Regions from separate parts of the Mus musculus genome. Here region 2 is linked to region 1. A link is a contact called in ENCODE POLR2A ChIA-PET data. All regions are on one chromosome and are shown on one strand. Each heading gives the region's core, a stretch centred on a gene start or an enhancer-like site at or near the end of the contact. The rest is flanking DNA. Distances are from core to core; before and after follow the strand shown. Region 1 holds the start of Rack1 (receptor for activated C kinase 1). Region 2 holds the start of Trim7 (tripartite motif-containing 7).

Evidence for each region. ChIA-PET counts read pairs that join two places held with the same protein, here RNA polymerase II (POLR2A).
Region 2: POLR2A ChIA-PET joins it to region 1 with 91 read pairs in Patski. The contact joins the promoter of Trim7 here to the promoter of Rack1 in region 1. POLR2A ChIA-PET finds 5 or more read pairs at or near these places in 5 of 5 experiments (Patski and embryonic stem cell).

What each region holds. Positions count from the first base shown.
Region 1 is chr11:48,796,544-48,801,722 of GRCm38, forward strand. Rack1 (receptor for activated C kinase 1) reads left to right here and starts at 3,817. Exons shown (of 8, transcript NM_008143.3): 1 at 3,817-4,029; 2 at 5,120-5,179. The coding sequence starts at 3,921. It overlaps Gm36109 (predicted gene, 36109), which reads right to left and starts at 2,860. Exons shown (of 2, transcript NR_166852.1): 1 at 2,838-2,860. It overlaps LOC115485831 (a small nucleolar RNA gene), which reads left to right and starts at 4,322; the gene lies at 4,322-4,389.
Region 2 is chr11:48,834,912-48,839,962 of GRCm38, forward strand. It overlaps Trim7 (tripartite motif-containing 7), which reads left to right and starts at 2,560. Exons shown (of 7, transcript NM_001347446.1): 1 at 2,560-3,134; 2 at 3,926-4,021. The coding sequence starts at 2,616.

The sequences.
Region 1 (5,179 bases), core at 2,567-5,066:
GGTGAGAGCCAAGGAAATTTAGGTTTGTCTATGAGGATGGTAGGATATAGAGGGCTTTCTAGGCAGAAAAATGATCTGTAAAAAGCCTGTGTGGAAGAAAATGATGGGTGTGACCACATAGGGACCAAATGAAACCAGTCGCCAGGAATCTGCATAGCCAGGAGGAAGGTTTGGGCCATTATCTTGGTTTGTTTGGTTTTGGTTTTTTGTGGGCTTTTTGTTTTGATTTGTTTTGAGACAGGTTTCTTTTTGAGAGGTTTCGTTTTTTGAGGCAAGCTTCACCTCAAGAAGTCAGCAACATTACAAAACGATCGACCCACTAGGCTCCGTTGTCCTCCAGCGGCCATAATGGCCTGCACATATATTCTTTAGTTTCTGTGAAGGAACTGAAGGAAGACTAAGAATCTGGTCACCCACTTTTTCTCACACCCCTTTTCTCCATGTCCCATAGTTGGCATCACCATCTTGGCCAATATGGGTTCCAAAACAACCCCCAGACTCTCCCTGTAGGGCCCCCTGGAATGAGATGCTGCCAGAATCACATCTGAAAGCAAGGGACGGGAGCTGGAAGATTATGGAAAGATGAAGGCAGCTTCAGTCTCAAACTTCAGCCCCGTCTTGCAGGCCTAGGAAGGAGGGTGGCTCCTGAGCGGGAAGAGGCAGAATAACCTAAGTCATAAGCAGGGACTCTGTGGAAAACAGGGTCTATGTGGGCCAGGCTGCCTGCCACCGCCCCCCACCACACACACACACACACACACACACACACACACACACACACACACACACACCGCCATCAACCTACACCTGGGAGAAGGATCTACAGCAGTCCCATCTCAGGCATCCCAGGAGGTCTGGGAAGGGTTCATTTTAAACTCAGACTTCTGGTGCTATCTCAGAAATGTGCTGTTTCCTTGGGACACCCGAGGCAGAGATTACGAAAAATAGCAGATAGCAGGGCTTGGTGGAGCATGGCGATAATCTAAATACTAGGAAGGTAAAGGTCAGCCAGGGAGCTGCACAGTGAAACCCTGTCTCAGGGAAGAAATAAAGCAAAAGAGGGAGGTAAGGAAAACAGGGGTGGGGGGTTGGTGGGGGGGGGAGCAAGAAAGAAAGGAAGAAAGGCGTCTTAGGATGTAGCTCCCTGGCAGCGAGCTTATCTAGCAAGATAGAAACCCTAGATTCAATCCCCCAGACCGGAAGAAAAAAGAATGGCATCTTTTTTTCAAATGGAAAGTCAGTTTTCACTAAGGAAGCTGGTATGTGGGTGTAGTGGCTCACCTCTCTATGTAGCATAGCGTAGTACAGAGATAGCCAAGTGCTAGCGTGACCCACTTAATTTTAGTTAGAGCAGCAAACTAGCTTTAGGGTAAGAAAGGACAGGTGACTTCCAGAACCACCAGAGAAACACAAGAATGGCTTAAGGCTTGGAAAAATGAAAGACAGCCAGTTGGGTCTACCAAAGAGACAGATGATGTAAAACCTTGGGGTGCTAAGAAGGCATCCCTCTGGTTGTGAAAGAACACATCCAGGGTAGTACCCTGCATATTCCACCGAGACTACAACGGGTGAGTCTGCAACAGGCCGGCAGAGCAAGTGGTCTTAATTGAGAGACCCTGGTTTTTACATCTCTGAGCAACCACAGGGGGCTGCAACTTCACACAACATTCACCTAACATATACCTTCCTTTCCAAATGCCTTCCAGTGCACCTTGCTAAGGTCCCCTAATCCCAGCAAACTCTGGCAACTCTCACTGCTCGGCCTACGGATCCCAGCCAAAAGCCTTTGCAATGGAACTATTCCCCAGATACCCACAAGATATTGTGCTTTCACATCTGCCTATGGCTTCCCTCCAAACTTAACCTCACTGTCTTACCCCACCATGATAAGACGTAAACTACAAACAAAACAAAATGGCCATCCGGCTTCTTTCTTCCTTCGGTTCTTATCTGTGACCTAAGCTGGCTTGCCTGGAATTTACTAAATAGACTAGGTCAGCCGTGACATCAGTGATCTTCCTACTTCTGCCTCCTGAACACTCGGATCCCAAACCTCTGACACCATGCTTAGTCTCCTATATTCCTTTATTCTCCGCACTACCATATTTTATAAGTACTAATTTCAATCTCTTATCACAGATAAGAAACTAAACTCAGCTGGATGATGGTGGTGCATGTCTTTAGTCCCAGCGCTTGGGAGACAGAGGCAGGTGAACTCGGACTTCAGGGCCATCCTGGTCTAGAGGGCAAGTTCCAGAGCAGCTAAGGCTACACATTGTCTGGAAAAACAAAACACATAAGAAGAGGAGGAGGAGAAGTTAAATTCCATGCAATTTACGAATAGAAAAAAACAAGCCAGCATGGTCTACAGAGAGCCAGGGATACAAAGAGAAACACTGTCTCCAAAACAAAACAAAACCAAAAAAAAGAAAAAAAAAGAAAGAAAAACAAATACTTATACCTAGGGCTTGGTGTTTTAGGGCTATAATCTTAGTTACTTGGCAGGCTGAGGAAGGGAGATCATAAATTTAAGGCCAATTTGAGCTATGCACATCCTGAATCAAAACGAAACAAGGTTGAATGTGGTGATGAATTCCATCATCGAGGCCAGCCTGGTCTACAGAGTGAGTTTCAGGACAGCCAGGACTACACAGAGAAACCCTGTCTCGAAAAACAAAAAACAAACAAAAAAACGAACAAAAACTAAACAAGGCTGGGAGTTGGGTGGATTTAACTCTGTAAGGCACTCTTCCTAGCATGTGGGAGTTCAACCCATAGCACTAAAATAAATAATTAAATGTATCCTTTAGTTCACATAGACATTAGTGGTTGCTTACCTTCCTGACCTGTGTGTGCTCCTTAAAAAAAAAAAAAAAAAAAAAAAAAAAAAAAAAAAAGTGAAGCTGAACAAATCGGCTGTAGCCAAACACACATGGCAGGAGAGAAAATTCCTGACTTCAGCCAGTGCTCTGTGGCAATCACAAGCGCACTCACACACAAATACTTTAAAACATACAGTTAAAACTTTTTAAGGCCAGATCTGTGACATTTGGAAACACTACAAAATTTGAACACGTGTTGAGGTCATCGGGTTGCCAGGCTATCCGTGTTCCTCTGCTTCCCCGTCCGGGAACACTTCTTTCAGGGCAGCACAAGACAGACCAGCAGGCTTTTCTGGGGAATGATCAGAGGCACAGAAAGGGCTTCCAACAGAATCCCCAGAAATCTGAACCCAGCACTTCCTCCTTTATAGCCTCGCCGGGCGGCGGCTCGGTTTATAATTCCAGTACTTGGGAGACAGAAGCAGGTCGGTAGTTCAAAACCATCCTTGGCAACACAACCAGTTTAAGACTAGCCTTCGCTACATGAAATTTTGCCATAAAACAAACAAACAGGCCAGATTTGCTGGCACACGCCTCTAATTGCGACTTTAATTGTACTTCCGTAAGTCAAAGTTGGAGCCGGGGTCTCCAACCAAGGAACTGAACAGAAGCGGAAAGGGCGGAGCCGCGTCTCTGCCACGTAAGGGCGGAGAGGCCACTGTAGTTTGCTTGTGTGCCCTCAGCCCCACTTCTGCTTCCACGGCATGCTTTAATCTCCCGAGAAGCCTTTCTAAAACCCTGGCGCATCTGGCTTCAGAATGCATTTGTACAGCGCTGCCAAACTAGGTTGCGTGGCAGAAGAAACGACGATACTTGAGACCTACTCTCCCAGTTCCTCCCACTTCTCAGTGCAGCTATCTTTGAGCAGCAGTGAATCATGGGAATCCCCGCCTTGCTCTCCGAGTATTTCCGGTTCCGGCGGAGGCCGCTCTTTCTTTTTCTCCACAGGGTCGTGGTGGCAGCCGCTGTGGTGCTTGGCTCTCTGAGCTATCCGGTGCCATCCTTGTCGCTGCGGCGACCCTCGCATCAACTGCAGCCATGACCGAGCAGATGACCCTTCGCGGGACCCTTAAGGGCCACAATGGATGGGTAACACAGATCGCCACCACACCGCAGTTCCCGGACATGATCCTGTCTGCGTCTCGAGGTACGGGCTGCATGCCGGGTAAATCACCCGGTGTCCTGGGGACTGCATGAGAGTCTCGTGGTTAAGCAAGTGGCGCGCGTGTTGGCTCGGTTCATTCCCCAACCCAGTTGTTAGTTGGGGCGTGCATACCCCAACTTGGGCCCCAACCGGGACGACCCTTTACACATGAACGGAAACCGAGACACGTCGCGCAACTGTACTCACACCCCACCTCCCAAAGTTGGCGATTTTAAATCTCTCGCTTGCTTCCTGGAGATGTGTTTAAGTAGTTTTACGGGGCTACAAGACGGGCGGAGCAATGATGACCCCAACATGCCATCTGAGTGGCTTTGCTGAAATCCAGAGGCTGTTTCTGAGCTGTTGTCGCCTGGCCCTAAACTATAGACAGTGGGTAAACTTTGTAGATGCCTTGTTCCCCACATTTCCGGACTTGATTGTCCCGCCCTAGGTTTTCTTGTAACTAATGATTTTTTTTCTTTAATGATGTATCTTCATGTGTATTTCCTCCCTACCCACCCCAAAATTATGCTCATTTTCTCTCCTACCTAATACTAGGCTTATTATTGTCCGTTTCTGTGTAAGTTGGTTCGTGGCTAGGATTGTGTCTGATGCTACAATAACGGCTGCATTTATTTCAGTAACTCTCAGGCGGGAAAGGCTGTCTCTGCTCAGCCTACATACACCCAAGTGGTGCTTCTGCTGTTAATTAGTCTCGGGCCCGGACGATGACTAAGGTTAGGGTTAGTTTCCCAGACCCTGCATGGTAGCTTGCAGTCATCTGAAACTAGTTCCAGGAGACCTGACACGCACTTCTGAACACCATAGACACAGGTAGCACACATATGTATGTAGGGAGCCACTTTAAATAAAATACATTTTGAATGTGGAACTTAAGTCTCAATCCCAGGAAGTGTGGTGCCCATAGTCTCACATTACAGCTGAGATCTACAGCTCTTGATATTGTAGAGTAGTAAGCCTCTTTTATTTATAACTTGAAGTTTCTCTGTCCCGTTTACTGGCCCCAGTGACTTTAAGACTGTAAATGGTGCACAGTAAGTAGGCTTATACCAACCTTTACCAACCCTTTTAGACAAGACCATCATCATGTGGAAGCTGACCAGAGATGAGACCAACTATGGCATACCACAGC
Region 2 (5,051 bases), core at 1,310-3,809, 37 kb after region 1:
ATACGTTTGCTTTTTGTTTTAAATGCAAGATAATGTAGTAAAATATAAAATGTTTAAACGAAATAATGAAGTTAAGTGCTCTAAATGGAGTAAGTGCATAGGAGGTGGGCAGGTTTTCCAGTGCTCGATGTTGTTGTTGTTGTTAATAAAGGTTTATTCATCTTATGTAATGAGTGTTTTGCCAGCATGTATGTATGTGTACTATGAGTGCCTAAGGAGGTCAGAAGTCACTCCATCCTCTGTAACTCTAGTTACAGTTGTAAACAGGTTCTGAGAACCTGGATCCTTTCTGTACTTACCCACTGAACCATCTCCAATCCCTACCCCCACCGCCAATCGTAAATTGTTGTAAGGTATTCACCATAGACTCCTGCTCAGACATGGGTAGAAGCCAATAGAACGTCTTTATTTGTCATCTGACTACTACACTGGGTTTACAGGATCCCAGTGTAGCCCCGAGCCCTTCTCAGGGTGAGCTTTTAAATACACAAGCATGGTCTGAGTTGACATTCTTCAGTTAACCAGAACAGTTGGCCAGAAGCAGATCTATAGAAGCAAGGTTAGTACATTTAGAGATTTTCCTCAGAGCGATGCAGACTTGGATGGATTAGGTCTTTGCTTTAGATGGATTAGGTTTTTGGCAGGTGGTGCTGTCTAAACGCTGAGTGTGACAGCCTGTAATGGCACTTCCATCATGGAGTCAGTTGTGCTAAGATCTCAGGGCCTATTAAGTCTGTGGCCCTGTAACAAAATCTGTGTGTGATGGTCTGTAGGCTTCATGGATAAAGTAGCATTTGAGAGGAGGCCTGGAGACGCCGGGTATCACACTGTACAGATTTTGGCCAGAAGACAGATCAGCGAGATGAGCCCAGGGACTGGCTCGCTGGTAAAGAGCTAGTTGTGTGTCTGGGTGACAGTCGCAGGTCAACCATAAACTAATCAAACTGCTTCAATATGGTGTCCCCGTGAGTCAGGTGCTCTGCTGTATACTCAAGAGGTCTTTGCCACACTGGATTACATATTGTATGTGAATGAGAGATTTGGATAGAAAAAGTGACCAAGTTAAAATAAAAACTGCAAAGGCATAAGCGAGATACTTGAGAGTTCCACAGAAAAAAACTTTTTTTTTTTTTTTTTTTTTGAAGCTGGGTTTCATATAACCCAAGCTGACCATGGGGGATGGGATGGCTATGACAAGGGATGACCTTGAACTCCTGACCCCGTGCCCTTTAACGCTGTGATTTACAGGTCTGTGCCACCAGGCCCAGCAAATAACACATCACCGAAGGTCCTCGATGTCATGACTCTGAGTTCTTGGTGAACCAGAAGAGCCTTAGCTCACCATCAGTTGTCCTGTGCCTGAAACCGGTGGCCATTCTTTAGTCCAGGGATTCACTTGTTTCTTCAACTGACCTAATAATGTTCCTTATCTTCAAAATAATTGTAGGTGAGTTTGCAGAAAATTTAAAACGTCCCATGGTGGAAGAGGAGAGTCAAGCAAGAGCCTTGAGGTTATTATGAAGACTTCAACTTCTTTCCTGGGAGTTAGCAGCCACTCACTGGTGGGGTTTGAGCAGAGGGCTCTGATGGATACTGTGGAGACATGGGCTCTGAAAGGGTTCTCTAAAGTTAAAAAAATTTTTTAAAAATGGAAGCGATTGTAGAGTGTGGTGACTGAGGCCGGGGGATTGAACCAGGGCAAGGAGCCGAGTGGGGGACTCTAGAACCCAAGAAGAAAGTAGGAGGTCATAGACCGGAGAGAAATGGAGGTGGTAGCATCCCGAGTGGCGAGGAGAAAATGCTGTGAGGAAGGACAGACACACCAGAGAGGTGAGGTTTGCAACTCTCGGTTAGAATTGGGCGAGTGGATAGAGACATTGACAAGAGAGGTTTTGAGAGAGGCAGAGAAAGAAGCTTGACCCAAGTGGCCTCCAGAATGAAAGGATAGAAAAACTACTCCAAAAACAAAAACAAAACGGTCCCTGGAACCCAGCTGTATACCAGCTGGGGAGAGACAGAGGGATTTGGGGTAGGTGTGGATTCTGAATGAAATGAGGGTAAATGGCTGTATTACTTGTTCAAAATTAAAGGGATAACTGTAAGAGATGATGTAGTTACAAAAGTGGACAAAAGGCCACGCTTGGGATGAGGAGGTAGAGCCAAATTCCAGACCCTAAGTTTAGCTCAGCGCAGTGCCAGGATGAGTCGGTATGCGGGGAACCAGACACCTTGTCCCGGGAGCCAGGCCTTTGCCCCTGTAGGGCAGGGTCAGCCTAGGTCAGCTACTGGGAGTGGAGCCCAGCTGGCCTTGCGCGCTCACCTGTCCCCGACAGTTCCCTACTGCTGACTGGGCCATACTGGGCGGCCTAGAAAGGCGGTGGAAGGGGGGTCGACAAAAGGGAGATCGGGGCTAGGGTGGTGGCTTTGGGAACCCAGAGAAAGGGCAGCACCTGCCTCCATTCTCAGCTGGGTGCACCCTCGGCTCACGTCTCAGCTTGCCCGCTGCCGGCCCCGCCCCTCCTCGCCCAGTGGGTACTCGGAGCTCAGCCCAGCTTGGACAGTAGCATCCAGGGACCTCCCCAAAGCCACAAGACTCGAATGTACTAAGGACACGGATGGCGACTGTGGGGCCGCGGACCGGGCCGAACGCAGGAGCCGAGGCGCTGGCCCTAGCGGCAGAGCTCCAAGGCGAGGCGACGTGCTCCATCTGCCTAGAGTTTTTCCGGGAGCCGGTGTCAGTCGAATGCGGCCACAGCTTCTGCCGAGCCTGTATTATGCGCTGCTGGGAGCGTCCCGGAGCTGGGACCGGCACGGCGACCCGCACGCTGCCCTGCCCACTGCCCTGTCCTCAGTGCCGCGAGCCCGCGCGCCCCAGCCAGCTGCGACCCAATCGACAGCTGGCCGCGGTGGCCTCGCTCCTTCGGCGCTTCAGCCTGCCCCCCACCGCCCCCGGGGAGCGCGGGACTCCAGCGGTGCCTGCCCGGGCGGCGGCTGCGCGGTGCTCCCAACACGGAGAGCAACTTAAGCTCTACTGCCAAGACGACGGCCGCGCCATTTGCGTGGTGTGCGACCGCGCCCGCGAGCACCGTTCGCACGCCGTGCTGCCGCTGGAGGAGGCGGTGCAGGAGGCCAAGGTGGGTGCAGGATGTCCCGGAGCCCTGGCTCTGCTCCAGCCCTCCCAGCTCTCCTTGCGGACTGCAGGCAGGGTCCTACAGAAAAGCCCCGGTCTCCTTTTTCTCTTTCTAAAACTGTTTTCCCCTCATCTCTTCTCGTCCCTCAGAGCCCGATGCCTGGAGGCCTGGAAGATGGCCCCAGGGACTTGAAATCTTGTCTGTCCCCAACCGCTAATGTAACTCTGCCCAGGAGAAATTCTGTTTGTCACGCCCACATATCCACTGCCACACTCCTACTGCGTTCCCAGGGGCGTGGCACTACACAAAGTACCAAGTTCAAAGAGGAAGAACACAGAATAGCGTCCTGGGTTAGGTGGTCTGTCTGAAGGGCTGTGAAGCCCATTGGTTCTGGGCATCTTCCCTTTTAGTCTGTCCCTCGATAGGCTGCGGCACAAGAGGCGTGTGCAGCTCCCAGTCTCTGCTGCCCTGTTGTGCTCCAGCCTTCCTACAGGATGAGAGGAGAGCTGAAGATAAGATAGACCGAACCAAGGTGGGAGTCTCGATTCTCACCGCAGACCACGTGATTGATGCCCTTGAGGAAGTGAGACTCCCGGACCTTTGGAGTTCCCCTGCATTTGTTCTGCACCAATAGGCTTAGTCTGCAAGTCTCTGTTCACCCCATAGCCAGAGATGGTATCTATCCAGTCTCCTGCTCCTGAGAGCAGAATCTTGGCTTTCTCCTGGATGGTTCTAGGAAAGTACACGAGAGGGTATCCAGAATTTTCTGACCACGTGTCTTCCTTCTACCACAGGAGTTGCTGGATTCCAGGCTGAGGGCCTTGAAGAAGGTACTGGAAGACTATGAAGCGTTCCGGTCAACAGAGGAGAGGGAGAGCAAGGAGCTTCTAGTGAGTCCAAGTGTGAGAAGCATAGGGTTGTGGATGACCAAGGCAGAGAGAGAGAGAGAGAGAGAGAGAGAGAGAGAGAGAGAGAGAGAGAGAGAGAGAATATGGTTGAAACAGTAGGGTGGATTTCAGAAAGACAATATGGTATACATTACAGAGGTTGACTATATAATTTATAATATAAACTAGAGCTGTTCAATTCATCTTTAGGGTGCACAGTCATTCGTAACAAACCAGTTAGGACCTGTAGCAGCATCTTGTAATTTGAATGCATTAGCATTTCTTCACAGAAACACGTCATATTAAGTAGGAACATACGGTGAGGAGCCACACATGCCTGAGGCATGTTCTGCCACAGGAGGAAAAAAAACAGTGAGGAAAACGTTTTGTTTTCTGAGCTTTAATTTAAGAATTAGAGGTTTCTGGCTGGGCAGTGGGGGCACATTCCTTTAATCCCAGCACATTGAGTCAAGGCCGGCAGATCACTGTGAGTTCGAGGCCAGCCTGGTCTTCAGCATGAGTTCCAGGATAGCAAAACTGCACAGAGAAGCCCTTTGTGCTGATGCTGAGGAGGGATCAGAGCTGTTCCTGGCAGAGCACTGTGGCTTGGGGACTTGTTTTGGTTACTATGGACAAACACGAGTCACTATCATTTTCTACCTCACAAATTCAGTTCTTGGCTCAAAGGTGCCTGAGAATGAAAGGAGGAACCACGAGTGCCTTTTAAGGCAAGGTCATTTGTTTATGAAACTGGGATCAGAGGGGAGGCCTGGAGGGACCCTCTTATGCTTTAAAAAATTATCTATTTACCTATCTATTTATTTGTGTTTCTATAGTTGGGTGCATGGGCTACTGTCTGCCTGTAAAGGTCAGAGGGCAACTTTGTGTCAGTTCCTGTCTTCTACCTTAAGGTAAATTCTAGGGATTGAACTGGGGTTGCCAGGCTTATGAGCCAAACAGCTTTACCTGTTGAGATATTTATTTCACCAGCCCTAAGCCCTTAGGTTAGGAAGGGAAGCCCATGAAACTCAGA